Regions from separate parts of the Homo sapiens genome. Here region 1 is linked to region 2. A link is a loop called in an ENCODE intact Hi-C map of the cell type or tissue named here. Cell type or tissue: prostate gland. All regions are shown on one strand. Links, peaks and the distances in the headings refer to the core of each region. The heading gives the core; the rest is flanking DNA.

What was found. A loop is a pair of places that touch in the nucleus more often than their neighbours do. Peaks named below come from ENCODE experiments on the same cell type or tissue, not always from the same donor. Only the 100,000 strongest peaks of a DNase experiment are listed, where the experiment ranks them.
Region 1: it touches region 2 in a loop (7-fold over the local background); 100 of 110 quality-filtered maps call a loop at or near these places.

Annotation. Positions count from the first base shown.
Region 1 is chr7:101,537,740-101,546,059 of GRCh38, reverse strand. It overlaps COL26A1 (collagen type XXVI alpha 1 chain), which reads right to left. Exons shown (of 13, transcript NM_001278563.3): 5 at 6,011-6,167; 6 at 1,964-2,062; 7 at 570-722. Among named protein-coding and RNA genes, the nearest start is that of LINC01007, 27 kb to the left of the region's middle. RefSeq lists a silencer at 2,958-3,252 and an enhancer at 3,266-3,934. In prostate gland, for the core only: CTCF peaks have their summits at 3,075 (motif pointing left) and 7,068 (motif pointing right); DNase peaks (open chromatin) are centred at 3,079 and 7,059.
Region 2 is chr7:102,267,546-102,275,865 of GRCh38, reverse strand. It overlaps a transcript of CUX1 not described here. Among named protein-coding and RNA genes, the nearest start is that of SH2B2, 15 kb to the left of the region's middle. RefSeq lists an enhancer at 899-1,732 and a silencer at 7,793-7,950. In prostate gland, for the core only: a CTCF peak has its summit at 3,449 (motif pointing right); a DNase peak (open chromatin) is centred at 3,485.

The DNA.
Region 1 (8,320 bases), core at 53-8,052, 730 kb after region 2:
GAGGCTCTCTTGGACTGGCCGGTGCCCCCGAGGGCCGGAGTTTGTTTTGCACATTGCTGTGTCCCCAGTGGCTAAAATCCTGTGCCTTGCACATAGTAGGTGCTCACTAAACACCTGCTGAATGACCTGCAGTGAGGGCGGGTGAGGAACAAGTACAATAAGGGATAACCTTGGTGGGGTGGGGTAGCCAGGTAGGGAATCTGGGCCAAGTCAGCCAGCAGAGTGAACTTTGGGGCTCACAACCCCAAAGGCAGGGAGCTGAGCACTGAGGCAGAGACAGGCCACTTTGGGGCCAAAAGCAGGGCTTGGGGCTAGCCCTGGGTCCACTTGAGGATGCTTAGCCCCAGGACCAAGCCTTGCTCCCAAGCTGTTCCCTGTCATCGTCACTGGCAGGCCCTGGACACTGCATGGAGGGCTTCCTGGAGGAGGCCTGCAGGAGTGAGCCAGTTGGGTGCAGCAGGATGGGCATGTGGTGGGGTCCACTTCCCAGGATCCTTTAAGGAAGGCTGATCCCTCCCAGAACACAGCGTAGCTCAGCCCTCCCTTGGCCCCCCAGGGGCATTACTCACTGTCTTTGTCTGTAGGCGGCTGCAGGGAGTAGAGGGCGCCCTGGGGGCTGTTTGGTGAGGGGCCTGGGTTGCCTGCTGGGCCGGGTGGTCCTGGGGGGCCGGGGCGCCCCATCTCTCCAGGAAGCCCACGGGGCCCTGGAGGCCCCAGGAGCCCTGCAATGAGGAAAAGAACAGTCACTGTGGCAGCCGGAGCCTGGCGGGTGGCTGCAACTTACAAATGGGGAAACTGAGGCCTTGAAAGAAACAGGGTTGGTCAGGGGCCCACAGGCAGTCAGTGGTGACCTCCGATCCACAGTCTTCCTTGGGGGTGTCCTGGGGTGTAAATGAAATGGGCTTCCCTTCCCAGCCCAGTCCAGAGGGGACACTTAGTGGCAGCTTGGGAGGGTGAGGGGGGCAGGGACGGTGAAATCAGCAAAGGCTCTGGCCAGAGGCCCATTGGTCCCTCCCAGGGACTTCAGCCCTGTGGCAGGAACACCAAGTATAAGCCACCATCCTGGGCTGGCCCTGTACCTGCTGAACCAGGGGTCCTTCCCCGGCAGGACCCAGGAGGAGTTGAGAGGGTGGTCTCTGGAGGTGTTTAAATGGCTGAGAACTGCTCCTGGCCCCTGACAGCCTCGATGCTCATGCCTGTACCCGAAGCCCCTGAAGACCCTGTTTTGGCCAGGTGTTGTGGCTCACCCCTGTAATCCCAGCACTTTGGGAGGCCAAGGCAGGCAGGTCACCTGAGGTCAGGAGTTCAAGACCAGCCTGGCCAACATGGTGAAACCCTGTCTCTACTAAAAATACAAAAATTAGCCAGGCATGGTGGCAGGCACCTGTAATCCTAGTTACTCAGTAGGCTGAGGCAGGACAGTTGCTTGAACCTGGGAGGTGGAGGTGTCAGTGAGCTGAGATTGTGCCACCGTGCTCCAGTCTGGGCGACACAGCACAAGACTCCATCTCAAAAAAAAAAAAAAAAAAAAGCCAGGTGAGGTGGTGGCTCACGCCTGTAATCCCAGCACTTTGGGAGGCCAAGGTGGGTGGATCATCTGAGGTCAGGAGTTCGAGACCAGCCTGACCAACATGGTGAAATCCTGTCTCTATTGAAAATACAAAATTAGCCAGGTGTGGTGGCGCATGCCTGTAATCCCAGCTACTCAGGAGGCTGAGGCAGGAGAATTGCTTGAACCCGGGAGGCAGAGGTGGCAATGAGCCGAGATGGCATCACTGCACTCCAGCCTGGACAACAGAGCGAGACTCCCTCTCAAAAAATTAAAAAAAAAAGACCCCGTTTTTCTGGTACCCAGCAAGATCAGGGCTGTGGGTGCGTGGGACACCTCGCCTGTTCCAGTAGAGAAGAAAGCCCAGCCCCTTCCGCAGGTTGACAACATCACATATGTGGGGGGTTTTCTTACCAGGCGGCCCCGCTGGACCCTTCTCTCCTGTCTGGCCTCGGTCACCTTTAGACCCGGGGGGGCCTGCAGGCCCTGGTGGTCCTGTCTGCCCCGGGGGCCCTGGGGAGAGAAGGAGACAGGGCATCAGAACATGGTGGACCCCCAGCCTCCAGTGGCTCCAGGCCTGGCCCCCTGGGCTGTCAGCCTACGTTCCCCCAGGAGCCCTGCCTACCTGGGACTCCCTAAACAGGCAAAGGCACTCACATCACCTTGGAGCTGGTTATTACAACTTACAAACCAGCTTTGCACTTACAAACATCTATGATTCTAAGAACTGCTTTCGTTCCCATTTTCAATGTGGGGAAACTGAGGCTCAGGAAGGTTGGTCCCTTGCCCAAGCTCACACAGCCAGGCTGCAGATGAAGTTGCTTAGCTCCAGGTCCCTCTCTCACACCCTGCTGTCTCTCTGCTTAGGGTCAAGAACCGGGCTTGTGGCAAAGTGCTCCCCAACAGGTGGCCTCCGAGGAGGCCCCAGGAGGTCCTGAAGGATGGATCTTCCCAGCTACAGATCTCTAAACCCCAAGGGTGGACAAGGAGATGGAGAGGTAAGGCTTGCTGTGTGGCCAGGGGACAGCCTTTTCTCCCTCTGGCCCAGAGAGGATGCTGAAAAATGTTTGCTCAGCACCTTAGGAGGCTGAGGCAGGAAGATCACTTGAGCCCAGGAGTTTGAGACCAGCCTGGGCCACATAGTGAGACCCCATCTCTACAAAAGATACAAAAGTTAACCGGGCATAGTGGTGCACGCCTGTGGCCCCAGCTACTGGGGACGTTGAGGTGGGAGGATGGCTTGAGCCCAGGAGGTCTGGGCTGCAGTGAGCTATAATCACACCACTGCATTCCAGCTTGGCTTACAGAGCGAGACCGTCTCAGAAAAAAAAAAAAAGTTTGCTGATCTGATGAAGGGACCTGCACTGAGTCTTAGGGCCCTTTGCACTCTGCCTGCATGGGACTGTGGTATGGTGGGGAGGGCCTGGCTGGGGGCTGCTGGCCTCGGAAGAGCCCCACCTGCGCTCTGGAATCCAGGTTGGCTGCAGGTGTCACCATGTGTAGAGTGTGTGCCCCACCTGGTGGCCATTCTTGAAACTGCATTTTCCCCTGGTTGGAAAGGTCTTGCCAGGCATGCGCTTTCGTGGGCCTGGGTCCCCGGTGGGATGGGAAGCCCCTCCTCCTCCATCCCCCAAGAAAGATCTGAAGAATGTGGGCATGAGGTAACGCTCTGGGGGTGAGACCTTAGGGACAGCGGCTCGAGGGGTAGGCCGGGGGCCAGAGTGAGAGAGGTCCCCCTTCCCGTAGGAGACCTGAGCTCGGCCCTCCTCCCGCAGCCTTCAGTCCCTTTCCAAGAATGCAGGATACCCTACTCTCCTTCCCCGGCCCTGGGACTGGCCACTGGAGGCCACCTGTGTCATGCATCTCTCCTCCCTGCTCTGCCCCTGCTCCCCAACCCAGCATCAGAATAGACACTCAGAACAGAGGGCAGAGGGAGAGCGCCCCCTCCAAAGGGCTCTAAGGGCAGAGAATCATGGAGGCAAAATGCCCCCAGCTTGCTGGCTTGCTGGGTGACCCCAGGGGTGTCACTTAACTTCTCTGAGCCTCAGGTGTCTCCCCTGTAACCTCAAGGCTTCCAAGCTTTGTGTGAAGATTAAGAGTGATATCTGTAGGCTGGGTGCGCTAGCTCACACCTGTAATTCCACACTTTGGAGGCCGAGGCGGGTGGATCACTTGAGGTCAGGAGTTTGAGGCCAGCCTGGCCGACATGGTGAAACCCCGTCTCTACTAAAAATACAAAAATTAGGCTGCGTGTGCTGGCTCACACCTGTAATCCCAGCACTTTGGGAGGCCAAGGAGGGCAGATCATTTGAGGTCAGGAGTTCAAGACCAGCCTGGCCAACATGACAAAACCCCTTCTGTATTAAAAATGCAAAAAGTAGCGGGGCTTGGTGGTGCGTGCCTGTAATCCCAGTTATTAGGGAGGCTGAGGCAGGGGAATCCCTTGAGCCCAGGAGGCAGAGGTTGCAGTGAGCCGAGATCACGACACTGCACTCCAGCCTGAGTGATAGAGTGAGACTCCATGTCAAAAAAAAAAATTATATCTGTATTTGAAATATTTTCATATCTGATATGAAAATATTTAATAACTGGCACAGTGCAGATCCTGACCACTCATGGTAGACCTCAGCCTTCAACCCCTGGATTCAGCCTTATAGACAGGTGTTGTTTGCTAAATGTCCTCCAGGATAAAGCCCCACCTCAGTGTCTGGCAACCAGGAGGGCTTCATCGATTGCAACTATGATTATTACAATTGTGATTAAAGCAAAGGTAATTACAGCCCCAGGTGGCAGAGCCCAGACCAGTAGGTAGAATCTGCAGAGGGAAAATTCTTCCCCTTAACTTTAAAATGTGGCCAGGGCCAAGCATGGTGGCTCACACCTGTAAATCCCAGCACTTTGGGAAGCCGAGGCATGAGGATTGCTTAAGGCCAGGAGTTTGAGACCAGCCTGGCAACGCAGTGAGACCTCGTCTCTACTAAAAATTAAAAAAAAAAAAAAAAGCCAAGTGTGGTGGTGTGCACTCGTAGTCCCAACTACTTGGGAGGCTGAGGCAGGAGGATCACCTGAGCCTCGGAGATGAAGGCTGCAGTGAACTATGATCATACTACTGTGCTCCAGCCTCAGTGACAGAGCAATACATTGTCTCAAAATAAAATAATAAAATAAAATAAAATTGTAAAAGTGTGGCAGGAAGGCAGGGGGGCAGATGTCCTCCAATTCCAGCCAGAGAGTTCAGAGAGCAAACCCCAGAAAGAGGTGGGAAGCAGTAAGTTCCTGCTCCCTGGCCAGGCAGAATGCTGCAAAATTGAACCCAGCAAGGCTGGGCTGGGGGCCATAAGTGCAGAAGCCAAGGAGCAGGGCAGATACTGAAGACAGTAGCTGAGCTGTAAGACAATAGGGAATGGTGGGGACTGCGGCAAACTGCACAGCCTGGACTGGACCTACAGTGGCAACCCAGTAGCTGGTTGTTTCCATGAGGGACTGCCAGCCCTGATGGCCAATTTTCTCATTTTTATTTTTATAATTTTTTGTAGAGACAGGGTCTCACTATGTTGCCCAGGCTGGTCTTGAGCTCCTGGCTTCATGCAATCCTCCCACCTCAGCCTTCCAAAGTGCTGGGATTATAGGTGTGAGCCACTGCACCTGCCCAAGATCATCTATTTTTTTGAGACAGGGTTTCACCCCGTCTTCCAGGCTGGATTGCAGTGGCATGATCTTGGCTCACTACAGCCTCCACCTCCCCAGCTCAAGCAATTCTCATGCCTCAGCCTTAGGAGTAGCTGGGATTAATCATGCTGGGCTAATTTTTGTATTTTCAGTAGAAATGGGGGTTTTACCATGTTGCCCAGGTTGGTCTCGAACTCCTGACCTCAAATGATCCACCTGCCTTGACCTTCCAAAGTGCTAGGATTACAAGCATGAGTGAGCCACTATGCTCGGCCAGATGGTCTACTTTTTTTTTTTTTTTTTTAGACGGAATTTTGCTCTTGTCCCCCAGGCTGGAGTGCAGTGGCGTGATCTCGGCTCACTGCAACCTCCGCCTTCCGGGTTCAAGCGATTCTCCTGCCTCAGCCTCCTGAGTAGCTGGGATTACAGGCACCTGCCTCCACGCCTGGCTAATTTTTGTATTTTTAGTAGAGACAGGGTTTCACCATGTTGGCCAGGCTGGTCTCGAACTCCTGACCTCAAATGATCCACCCTTCTCGGCCTCCCAAAGTGTTGGGATTACAGGCATGAGCCACTGCACCTGACCAGATCGTCTACTTCTTAAGAGAAACTAGAAATCCTGGCTTTTAGGTGAAATACCCATTTTCAACTGTTAGCTTAATTTTTCAAAATGCCACATGGCATGTTGGAACTAGAGTGTCTAGTGTGTGGCCTCTCTAGGGAGGCCCTGGGAGGCCATGCCCAAGGTCCCTTCGGCTGCCCCAGCCTGTCCTCTCTGCAGCCCTCACTCACCGGCTGGGCCCGTGGGCCTTCTCTGTCGTGGCACAGGGTGAGCAAGAGGGATGGCGTCGGGGAGGAAGTCCTCATTCCAGGTCGGCGGAGTGCTCTCGGGGGCTGGCAGGTCGTTGTCCGGGCTGGAGGGCCGTTCTGCTGCTTCTAGCAGGAGGACCTGGGCCAAAGGAGATAGAGAGTCAGGTCCCAGTTGGGCCTGACACATAGGGACATGCGTGACACACAGGGACATGCATGTGCACCCCATGAGACCTGCAGCTGTCCACGCTGTGTGTGCCCCGTCACGCTCCTTAGTGGGAGAACCTCACTCGTGGCCCAGGTTCCCTCCATCCCAGCCCTCTCCTCCTTCTGACATCAGGAAAGTCTTTCTGGACCCTCAGGTTCAAGGAGTGCCCTTCAGACACCGTCAAAGTCCCTGTGCTGGCTGGGAGTGGTGGCTCATGCCTGTAATCCCAGCACTTTAAGAGGCTGAGGCTGGAGGATCACTTGAGGCCAGGAGTTTGAGACCAGCCTGGGCAACACAGTGAGACCCCCATCTCTACAAAAAATAAAGAAAATTAGCCAGGCGTGGTGGCACACGCCTGCAGTCCCAGTTACTCAGGAGGCTGAGCCCAGGAGTTCAAGGCTACAGTGAGTTATGATTGTGCCACTGCGCTCCAGCCTGGGTGACAGATCGAGACCACATCTACAAAAAGAGAGAGAGAGAAAAAAAAAGCACACACACATACGCACACACACACACACACACACACACATACACACACACACACAGACAGAAAAGGAAGGGAAGAAAGGGAGGGAGGAGAGTGAAAGGGTGGGTATAAATAGGCCCCTTGTGGCACATGACCTTTAGAAGACTTTCCAGAAAAACAAAAGTGGCCACGATTGCTTGGGACCAGCCTGCAATGCGGCCCCATCTGTCCCTCCTTGAGGGAGGCAGGAGTCAAAGGTGGCTGAGACCCAGATCCCGGGACCGGGAGACTTTCTCCTTCCTTTAAACAACTTGAGAGCCAGGACTCAGAGGCCCCGTGAGTCTCTGCTGCCCCCGAAGAGGCCAGCAGGGGGCGCTGTGTGCCAGAAATAGGCTCAGGGTGGGTGGAGATCCCTGCTGGGAACTTGGGTGGGTCCTGGGGCCGAGGGGCGTGAAGGACCTGCTGGGCTGAGCTGAGAGTCCATGGTGCACAGGCAGATGGTCTGCCTGAGTAGCTCCCTCACCAGTTCTGCAGTGCCCCTGGGCCTGGGGGACAGTCCTGGGATCCCTGGGGACAAAGTGGCCTGCTCTGGGCTCCTCCCCAGCAGGGGTGTCTCCAGGGTGCACTTAGCGGCTGCTCAGGGCTCTGACCCTGCACCCAGGGTTCTGGCTGGGCCCCCTGGGCTCAGGCCCTGCTGTGGGCTGCAGAACGGGCTCCCCCTCCACCCCTCTATGGGACACAGTCCTCCGATGGCCTGGATGCCTGGCCCAGGGCCCCTTAACCCCCCAGAGCCAATTCTTTCAGCCCCTCCCCTTTCTGGTCCTTAGAAGGGTCCATGAAACTGGGAGGGTCACTGCGGCGACATCACAAATGAGGTGGAGACAGAGGCTCAGAGACTGCAAGTGACTTGCCTGAGATCACCCAGCAAATGGGCGGTGAGGCCGGGGCCCCTAGTGGTGCCTCATCCACCAAACCACAGTTTATCCTCCCAACAGTTCTGTCTCAACCCCGGCTGAGCTTCGTGGAGGCACAGAGAGCGGGGACAGCTGGCTCAGATCACACGGCAGTGAAGGGTGGACCCCGTTCTCCTGAATCTCCAGGAGGAGAGAAGGGTTCCGATTCCTGCCCCAGCCACTGGCACCCCTGAAGAAGCTGACGGGCCACAGCCAAGTTTAGGGGCTCTGGAGAGGAGCAAGAAGACGGTGGCTGTCAGGTCACGTGATGGAAGGGGCCTGGGATGGCCAGCGCAGGGGATTTGGAGGAGCGTCAGGCCCTGGTGCTCCTGGGGCTGGGGGCAGGAGGTGGGGTGAAGGTTGGAGTGTGTCTCCCCTTTCAGGCCTGGCTGCTGGGAATAGTAGAAATGCCCCCAGTCGAACAAGGGCACGGGAGAGGGGCAGGCTTGGGAGTGAAGGTGATAAGTTGGCGGGGGTGGGTTGCAGTATCCCAAGGGGAACTCAGATGGCCATATTTAACAGGGGGTGGTCCCAAGGGCTGGGAAGTGGAGGTAGAGGACCATGAGAGGAGGCAGGGATGGTGTGGGGAGGCTAGGGTGGAGGAGGAGGGAGCAGGGTGAAGCCTGGAGAGATCTGGGGAGGGGTCCCGCCTTGGCCTCCTACAG
Region 2 (8,320 bases), core at 263-8,262:
GGCTAATTTTTGTATTTTTAGTAGAGACGGGGTTTCACCATGTTGGCCAGGCTGGTCTCAAACTCCCAACCTCAAGTGATCCACTTGCCTCAGCCTCCCAAAGTGTTGGGATTACAGGTGTGAGCCACCGCACCTGGCTCACCCTGCATTCTTGCAGTGCCACTGCCTGGCTTAAATCCTTCCTTGGTGCCCCTCCCTGCAGATTGAAGGCCACGCCTCCCAGCCTGGCAAGAGGGCACTTGCCTGGCGACTTGTTTCACCTGGAATGATCTATGCTCCCTTCTGGCTCACTGGCCCCCGTGTCTCCTCTACTGTGAGCATCTGAGTCTTCTTTCAAAGCCCAGTGTGGCATGACCTCCTCCAGGAAGCCCTCCCTGACTGCACAGAACAAATCTCTTCCCCCTGAGGTTTACGGTCTGTGCCACATCTCTCTCCTGAAAGCCTGTGTGTTCCCCAACTGTGTCCTTGGGCCCAAGGAGCATCAGGGAGAGAAGGATGTGACTCACGGCCTCAAGCTCCTGGTTCCGGGCACGGAAGCGCTCCCTCTGGCTGGAGATGATGGAAAGCAGTGAATCCACCTGGCCCTCTGGGAGGGCACCGCTGGCTGGTGCTGCAGGTCCTAGCAGGTAGAGGAGGGTGGCTTGGGGGGTGGCAGGAGGTGGAACCCAGCAGGCGGCCCTTTGGGGTGGGTCCCCCAGCCCTGGGGGATTTCTGCCAAATGCCATGGGGTAGAAGCCACATGGTGTCTGACTCCCTGGTGCTGGGCAGGTCGGGGAAGGGGAGGGGACAGCCAGGGGAACCGGGGAGCGTGAGAATGGATGGCAGGGGCTGACCTGACAATACGCACGCTGGGGAAGGGCCCAGCACCCCCGTCTGCGCTGTCAGAGGGCCAGGCCCAGAACTCCCCTCCCAGTCACTCTGTCCTTGAATCTGAGACCCTTGCAGCTGTCAGACTAGGCCTATATCCCCTGGGGAAGCAAAGGGGCAGGAGGGGAACTGGGGAGGCATGGGCACACCCCCAGTATCCCAGTCCAGCAGCCTCAGTTTCTGTCCTCAATACCCAAGGAGGCTGCCTTCCCCTCACTGCACGGACCTCCGGCTGCACTTTGGCAGTGAGGCCTGGCTGACCACCACTCACCAGCCTTTCACAGGCCACCGGCAGGGCTGAAGGGTCAGGGCCCCAAGGTGGGGGGTGTCAGTCTAAGATCCAGAAAGGCAGGTTGAGGGCTCATTCACCTTTTTGTTTTTTAGAGACAGGGTCTCGGTCTGTCGCCCAGGCTGGAGTGCAGTGGCACCATCATAGCTCACTGCAGCCTCCAATTCCTGGGCTCAGGCGATCCTCCCACCTCGGCCTCCAAAGTAGCCGGGACTATAGGTGTGCGCCACCACACCTAGCCTTACCCGACCCTTTGAAGGTTGCTGCTGCATTGCAGGCGTGGGGGCCTGACCTTCTTAGAGGAAGGGACTACTCTTTGGGGATCTGTGTTCTCAGGCGGTATCACCTGTCTCCTCTTCCCTCCTCCTCCCTCCTCCCATGGGTCAGGCCTCTCCTTACCGTAGAATAGGGCAGTGGCCTCTTTGATGGGCTCTGGGATCTTCTCCAGGCGGTGCTCAGCGGCACCCTGCAGGTGACAGGAAGCGATGAGGAGGTGCCTCCGCACAATGGGCACGGAATATTCCCTTTCAGCATGGCCAAGGCAAATGGCAGGGTGGGTGTGGCAAGGAGTGGGTGGGGCCATCCGGGGTGCAGGCTGGCTGCAGGAGGGCCCGGACCTGGACACGTGACATGAGCTACCAAAGAAGAGATGGCTGGGCCCTGAGTCACTCCTGAGGCCAGAGTTCAGCAGCAGTGCAGCTCTCCTCGCAGCCACTCAGCTTTGACATGCATCAGACACCTGGGCCTCCCTGGCCCTGCAACCAGCCTGCCACGTGACCTGGGACAGCCCAGACTTCTCTCCCGGAGTCCCACTGTGGACTCTACAGAATGGGAGGTGGGCGAGGAGATGCTCTCCCTGGGCTGTTTATGTCCCAGCCTGCTGTGATCTCTGGGCTCCAGGTCCTTTAGCTGGGAGATGGGTGCATGGTCCTGGCCTTGCCTCTGCCTCTGCTCTCAGGGCAGTGCCTGGAAAGACGGGCCTCTGTGCTACCGCTAGGAAGCCCTGTGGCCTCTGCCCCATGGCCTGTCACCCCAAATCGGAGGCAGGGTGGTATTCATGGAGTAAGCAGGGAGAACCCAATGGTTTTAGGTGACAGCCCTTCTGGGTTGTCACCAGCTGCCTGATACACAGGCTAATCTGGGAAGTCAGTGTTTGCAGAGGCTAAGTCAGTTGGGCAGGTATCGAGATGGGCATGGGGCAGGGGGGTGGGCTCACCTCGGCATCGGGCCGCTGGATGGACTGAATGATGCTCAGGTCCTGCTCCAGGCGGGCGATCAGCTCTCTCTGCTCAGTGGCTGTGGCCACAGCCTCAGTGATACGGACTTGCAGCTCCGCACAGCGTCCTGTGGCCAAAGGAAGACATGGCCGTCAGAGGGAGCCTGGTGGGACCCTTGGTGCCCTCCCCTGGTTCTGCCTCTCCAACCCACGGTCTGGAAGCAGGGCTGCCTGGATGCTGTGAGAGTGCTGGCTATTCCCTCCCAACTCACCACTGCCTAGAAGACCCCATTAGACCTAGGGCCTCCTCCAGGAAGCCCTCCCTGACTGTCAGAGGCACTCCTGGCCCCAAGCACTCTCTGGATTGATGAAATCCCCTGGGTAGGAGAAGGAGCTCAGGTCAGGGATTAGGAGAAACCGGTGCAATGTGGCTCTGCCCACGGCTGTTTGGGGGGCCCTGGCCAGCCCCTTTCCCTCTCTGGGCCTCACTTTGCTTGTCAGGCAGGGGCAAGGAGGCTCAGGTTGCTTCCTAGCTGATGTTCTGGGATAATGTCCAGTGGGAAGCCTGGGGGTAGGAGAGGCAGAGAAAGCCGCGGGGGTGCAGTGGGGCGCGTAGGGGTGCCACCTCTGGGCTGACAACAGAGGTGCTTGGTCCCGCCCCCAACAGAGGCTCCAGCTGCAGTGGTTGGGGTGGCGTGGTCCCCAAGGAGTCCCCCGACCCACAGCCCTGTCTGTCTCTCCCTCCTCCAGGTGCCAGGGTCATCTTTATAACAAAGCATCCAAACTGTGACTTTCCTGCCCTGCAGGAGGGTGAGAGATGTCGGGGAAGGGACCCAGACCCAAGCACGCATTGCCAGGCAGGACTTCAGTGACCCAGGAGCCAGGCAGCCCTGAGGGTGAGGTTTGGCCCTGTTTCTGGTTGACTGTGCGGCTCAGGGCCACTGGATCCCCCTTTCTGGTCCCAAATGGTGACATGTAACATGGTAACAATAAACCTTGTTTAGGGTGAGCTGTTGGGGCCGCAGAGAGGGAGACTGAGGCCTGAGACCCAGGACGCTGTCCTTTGGGGTAGGCTGCACAGCCGCCAGGGGGCACTGTGGCCTCAGAAATGCACAAAGGCTGCAGGCTGTGGGCAGTGCCAGGGAAATGGTATGTGCGGCCTCCTCCGTGGACTCATCCCTGACTGCGCGGCCTGCTGACCGGCTGTCATACCTGCCCTGGCTGGGCTTAGTGTCCTGGGCCAGGATGGGGCAGCCCAGCCTCACCCCCACATGCTCCTGGGTTCCCACTGCACACCAAGTCCTTATAGATGAGTCAGAAAAGACGATTCACATTTTACAGTCAAAGAACGGAGGCTTCCCGACCTGGGACCAAACCCAAGGCATCCACCCCCAGCTCTGTCTAAGCCCTTGCTCACACCAGAGTCTCGCCTCGTTCAGGCCCCGAATGGATTTATTTTATTTTATTTTATTGAGACAGAGTCTCACTCAGTCACCCAGGCTGGAGTGCAGTGGCTCCATCTCGGCTCACTGCAACCTCCGCCTCCAAGGTTCAAGCAATTTTCCTGCCTCAACCTCCTGAGTAGCTGGGATTACAGGCGCCTGCCACCGTGCCCAGTTAATTTTTGTATTTTTAGTAGAGACGGGGTTTAGCAATGTTGTCCAGGTTGGTCTCAACCTCAAGTGATCTGTCCGCCTCAACCTCCCAATGTGCTGGGATTACAGGCGTGAGCCACCGCACTGGGCCCCTAAATGGATTTCTTCCTTCAGACATTCACTGAGCCCCTGGGTCCCTGGCAGGAAGGTGGTATCTGCGGAAGTGAGGAGGGGATGAGGGAAGAGGCAGGACCTGAAGGCAGGACCCGGCCTTGGAGGGAGGACTGTCGGGGGCAGGGTTGGGGCTGGCCCTGGGCCACCTGCAGGGACTTTAAGGAGACCCCAAAGGGGAGAGGTCCAGAGAGACGATAAATACCATGCCCTCCTGGCCTGAGTACAGAGTCCTTGGGTCCTGGCCTGTGGGATGGGATGGCAGAGCCGGCCACACATGCTTAGGATGGGAGGTGGACAGCGGTTGTGAGATGTAGGGAGAGGAAACCACCAGAAAGCTAATGGGGCCTTGGGTCACATTAATAGAGGTGAAGGTCCTGGACCAAGGGAGGGGATGCTTCAGTTTGGCCACAAACAGGAGCACATCCAAGAACCGTGCTGGGACCATGGGGACAGACTCCTGGGATAAAAAGAGGGCGTTAAGCTCCAACAAGGCTCAGGGAAGCCACATTCCACCTCAGGGATGAGGGCCTGGGGGACAGAGAGACAGGGCTGAGATGGAGAACCTTTGCAGAGGTGACTTTTGCCTGGCCAGAGTGAGCCCTTTTCCCTGGAGGTGTGCGCCTGGCAAGAGGGGTGGATAAAAAGCTGCTGAGATGATTCCTTGCACTGCCTGTTTTATCTGCCCCCAGTCTGTGACCACCCCAGTGTGGTCTTGGTCAGGTCCCTGGGGTGGCAGCAACTTGCAGCTCCCAGCACCATCCGTGGGCACCAGGGAGATGATGGGGTGCGTGGGCCTGGTCCCCGTGCACTTGTTCCTGTGTCTGCTACTGCAGGGGTGGGCACACAGTCCTGCCGTGTATGTAGGTGACATTCTGTGCAGGTGTGAGCATCCTGGCTGCAAACCCTCTATCCTAGGCTGCCCCGGTTCCCAGCTGGTGGCCCGCTATCCTGGAAAAGGCCCATGTGTTAAGCTGGCCTGGAGGCCTGGCCATTGGCGCTGCTGCAGATGCTCTGGGCACTGGGTTAGCTCCTGAGGGGATCTGAGGGTGCAGGGCTGAGTGGTTGGGGGAGGCCATCCCTGAAGAGGTGGCTTGGGGTGATAGGAGCACAGGCCAGTTGCACGGGCAGCAGAATTGGGGGATGGCTGCTGGTGAGGCAGAGAGAACAGGCTGGGTAAGACAGGGCAGCAGAGGCTGGCAGACGGTGAGACTGGAGGGAAGGCTGTGGGTAGAGGGGGGTGGACAGAGAACTGGAGGCTGCAGGGGACAGGATCTGGACACTGTCCCAGAGCCCAGCTGGATCCCAGCAGCAACCAGAGCTGTGCTTTGAAACTGTCACTCCACGCTGGGAGGAAGCGAAGGCCAGGAGACTGGCTGTGCGGGCTTCCACCAGAGAGGGGCCTCAGTTAGATGTACTTAGAGAAGGACAGGGCCTCACCGGCCACGGGAGGGTCCCCTATCCCCCACCGGCTGCCTCACCCTGCCTTCTCTGCTGGAGGCTGGAACACGCAGGTGGGGAAGCTGGGGTGACATCTCTGGTGGCCACTTGATGTCAAGTCCAGAACCGGGCTTGCATTCTGGCCCTGCCTTTTATGAATTTCACGATCTTCGGCAAGTTCTTCAACCTCTGGAGTACAGGGCTCTGGGGCGAGGACACAGAAGGAGCTGGAGAGAGAGCTGTGGACCCCATCGCTGTACAGAACCCAGGTGGGGAGGCCCGGGCCTGGCCCCCTGTGGGGGAAGGGGTGGGCAGCTGGCTGGCTCGGTTCTGGTAAGCACGAAGGTGCTTGTGAACAGCTAAGGGCATGTGTGTGGTGGGGTTTGGACCTGTGGACCTGAGGCTGGATATGCTGGTTGAGGAGATCTAGGGCCCCAACGGTCAGAGCTTGGAAGCGTTTGGGGGGGGCATGGAAGAAGACAGTAAGATGAGGGAAAGTTTGGAACTTCTTAGAGACTTGTTCGATGGTTGTGACCAAAATGCTGTAATGAGTTAAGACTGTGGGGGTGGGCGTGGTGGCTCACGCCTGTAATCCCAGCACTTTGAGAGGCCGAGGCGGGCAGATCACCTGAGGTCAGGAGTTTGAGACCAGCCTGGCCAACATGGCGAAAACTCGTCTCTACTAAAAATACAAAAAAAAAAAAAAAAAAAAAAATTAGCCGGGCATGGTGGCGGACCCCTGTAATCCCAGCTATTTGGGAGGCTGAGGCAGGAGAATGGCTTGAACCTGGGAGGCGGAGGTTACAGTGAGCTGAGATGGCACCATTGTACTCCACCCTGGGCAACAAGAGTGAAACTCCATCTAAAAAAAAAAAGACTTTGGGGTACTGTTGGAAAGGCATGATTGTATTTTGCAATGTGAGAAGGACATGAGATTTGCGTGAGGGGGCAGGGGTGGAATTATATAGTTTGGATATTCATCCCTGTCCACATCTCATGTTGAAATGTAATCAAGCCAGGTGCAGTGGCTCTTGCCTATAATTCCAGCACTTTGGGAGGCTGAGGAGGGAGGATCACTGGAGCCCAGGAATTCGAGACCAGCCTGGGTAACATGGAAAAACCCTGTCTCTACACAAACAAACAAACAAACAAACAAACAAACAAACAAAAAAACCCACACAAAAAATTAGCTGGGTGTGGTGGTGTAGCTGTAGTCCCAGCTACTAGGGAGGCTGAGATGGGAGGATCACCTGAGCCCAGGAGGCAGAGGTTGCAGTGAGCTGTGATCACACCACTGCACTCTTGCTTGGGTGACAGAGTAAGACCCTGTCTCAAAAAAAAAAAAAAGTAATTAATCCCCAGTGTTGGAAGTGGGGCCTGGTGGGAGGTGTTTGGGGGACAGGGCGGGTCCCTTGTGGCGCGGTGCTGTCTCTGAGATAGGGATCTGGTTGTTTAAGGAGCGTGGCACCTCCCCCACCCCCATTCTCTCTCTCTTCCTCCTGGCCTCGCCATGTCTCACACCTGCTCCCACTTCGCCTTCCACCATGAGTAAAGCCTCCAACGCCTCCCCAGAAGCCAAACCGACACCAGCGCCACGCTTCTGGTACAGCCTGCAGAACCATGAGCCAAAGAAACCCCTTTTCTTGATAAATTACACAGCCTCAGGTATTTCTCTATAGCAATGCAAGAACAGCTAATACAGAAAATCAGGGGTGGTGGACAGGTCCTGAGACAGTGCTGCTGTGAGGTGGCCAGAGCTTCAGGGGGTGATCCACAAAGGGGGTCCCGCAAAGACCCTGAGAAGAGGCAGCAGGAGGCAGGGGAGACAGCAGGAGGATGCATGTGAAGGCACCAAGATGAGGCAGGAGGGTCAATGAATATGGAGGGTCAGGGGGTCAGAAGCTACAGAGAGGCTGAGCGAGGCGAAGGTGTTGTCGTCGAGGTGGTGGGGGCATGCAGGGCTGCAAGGCACAGCCCGATGGGCAGAACTGGTGGAAGAGCAGTAACGTGTGCCCGAGAGGGGATCTTGAGAAGCATAGAGTGTGTGGAATGGACCATCTGCAACCCAGAAACCCAGGAGAGAGGGACAGATTTTGTTTAGGGGAGAGAGGGATGACAGGCGACGGGTGGATAAGTGAGCATAAGACAGGGAAAGGGGCTCAGAAAAGGAGTCTGTGGTGCAAGGGCCCAAGACGGTCCCCTTCCCCTCAGGAAAGACTGGGACCTCATCCTCTGGGAGAACCCACAAAGACATCCTAGAGGGGGCACCTCACAGAGGGGAGGAGGGAATCAAAGCATCTTTAAGGTCAAGACTTCAGGAGGGCCCGGTGCAGTGGCTCACGGCTGGAATACAGCACTTTGGGAGGCAGAGGTGGTAGCATCGCTGGAGCTCAGGTGTTTGAGACCAGCACGGGCAACATGGCAAAACGTCATCTCTACAGAAAAATACAAAACTTAGCCGGGCATGGTGGTGTGCACCTGTGGTCCCAGCTACTCAGGAGGCTAAGGCGGGAGGATCGCTTGAGTCCAGGAGTTCCAGGCTGCAGAGAGCTACGATTGCACCACTGCACTCCAGGCTGGGTGACAGAGCAAGACCCTGTCCCTCTCTGCACCACGCCCAAAAAAAGTCTAGGCATGATTTCTGACTGCAGAAGGATTAAATGCAGAGACTTATCATAGCGAGGCCAGCGGTGTTGTACCTACGGTTTTCCTGAAGGCGCGAGGGGCCCCTGTCTTTTTATT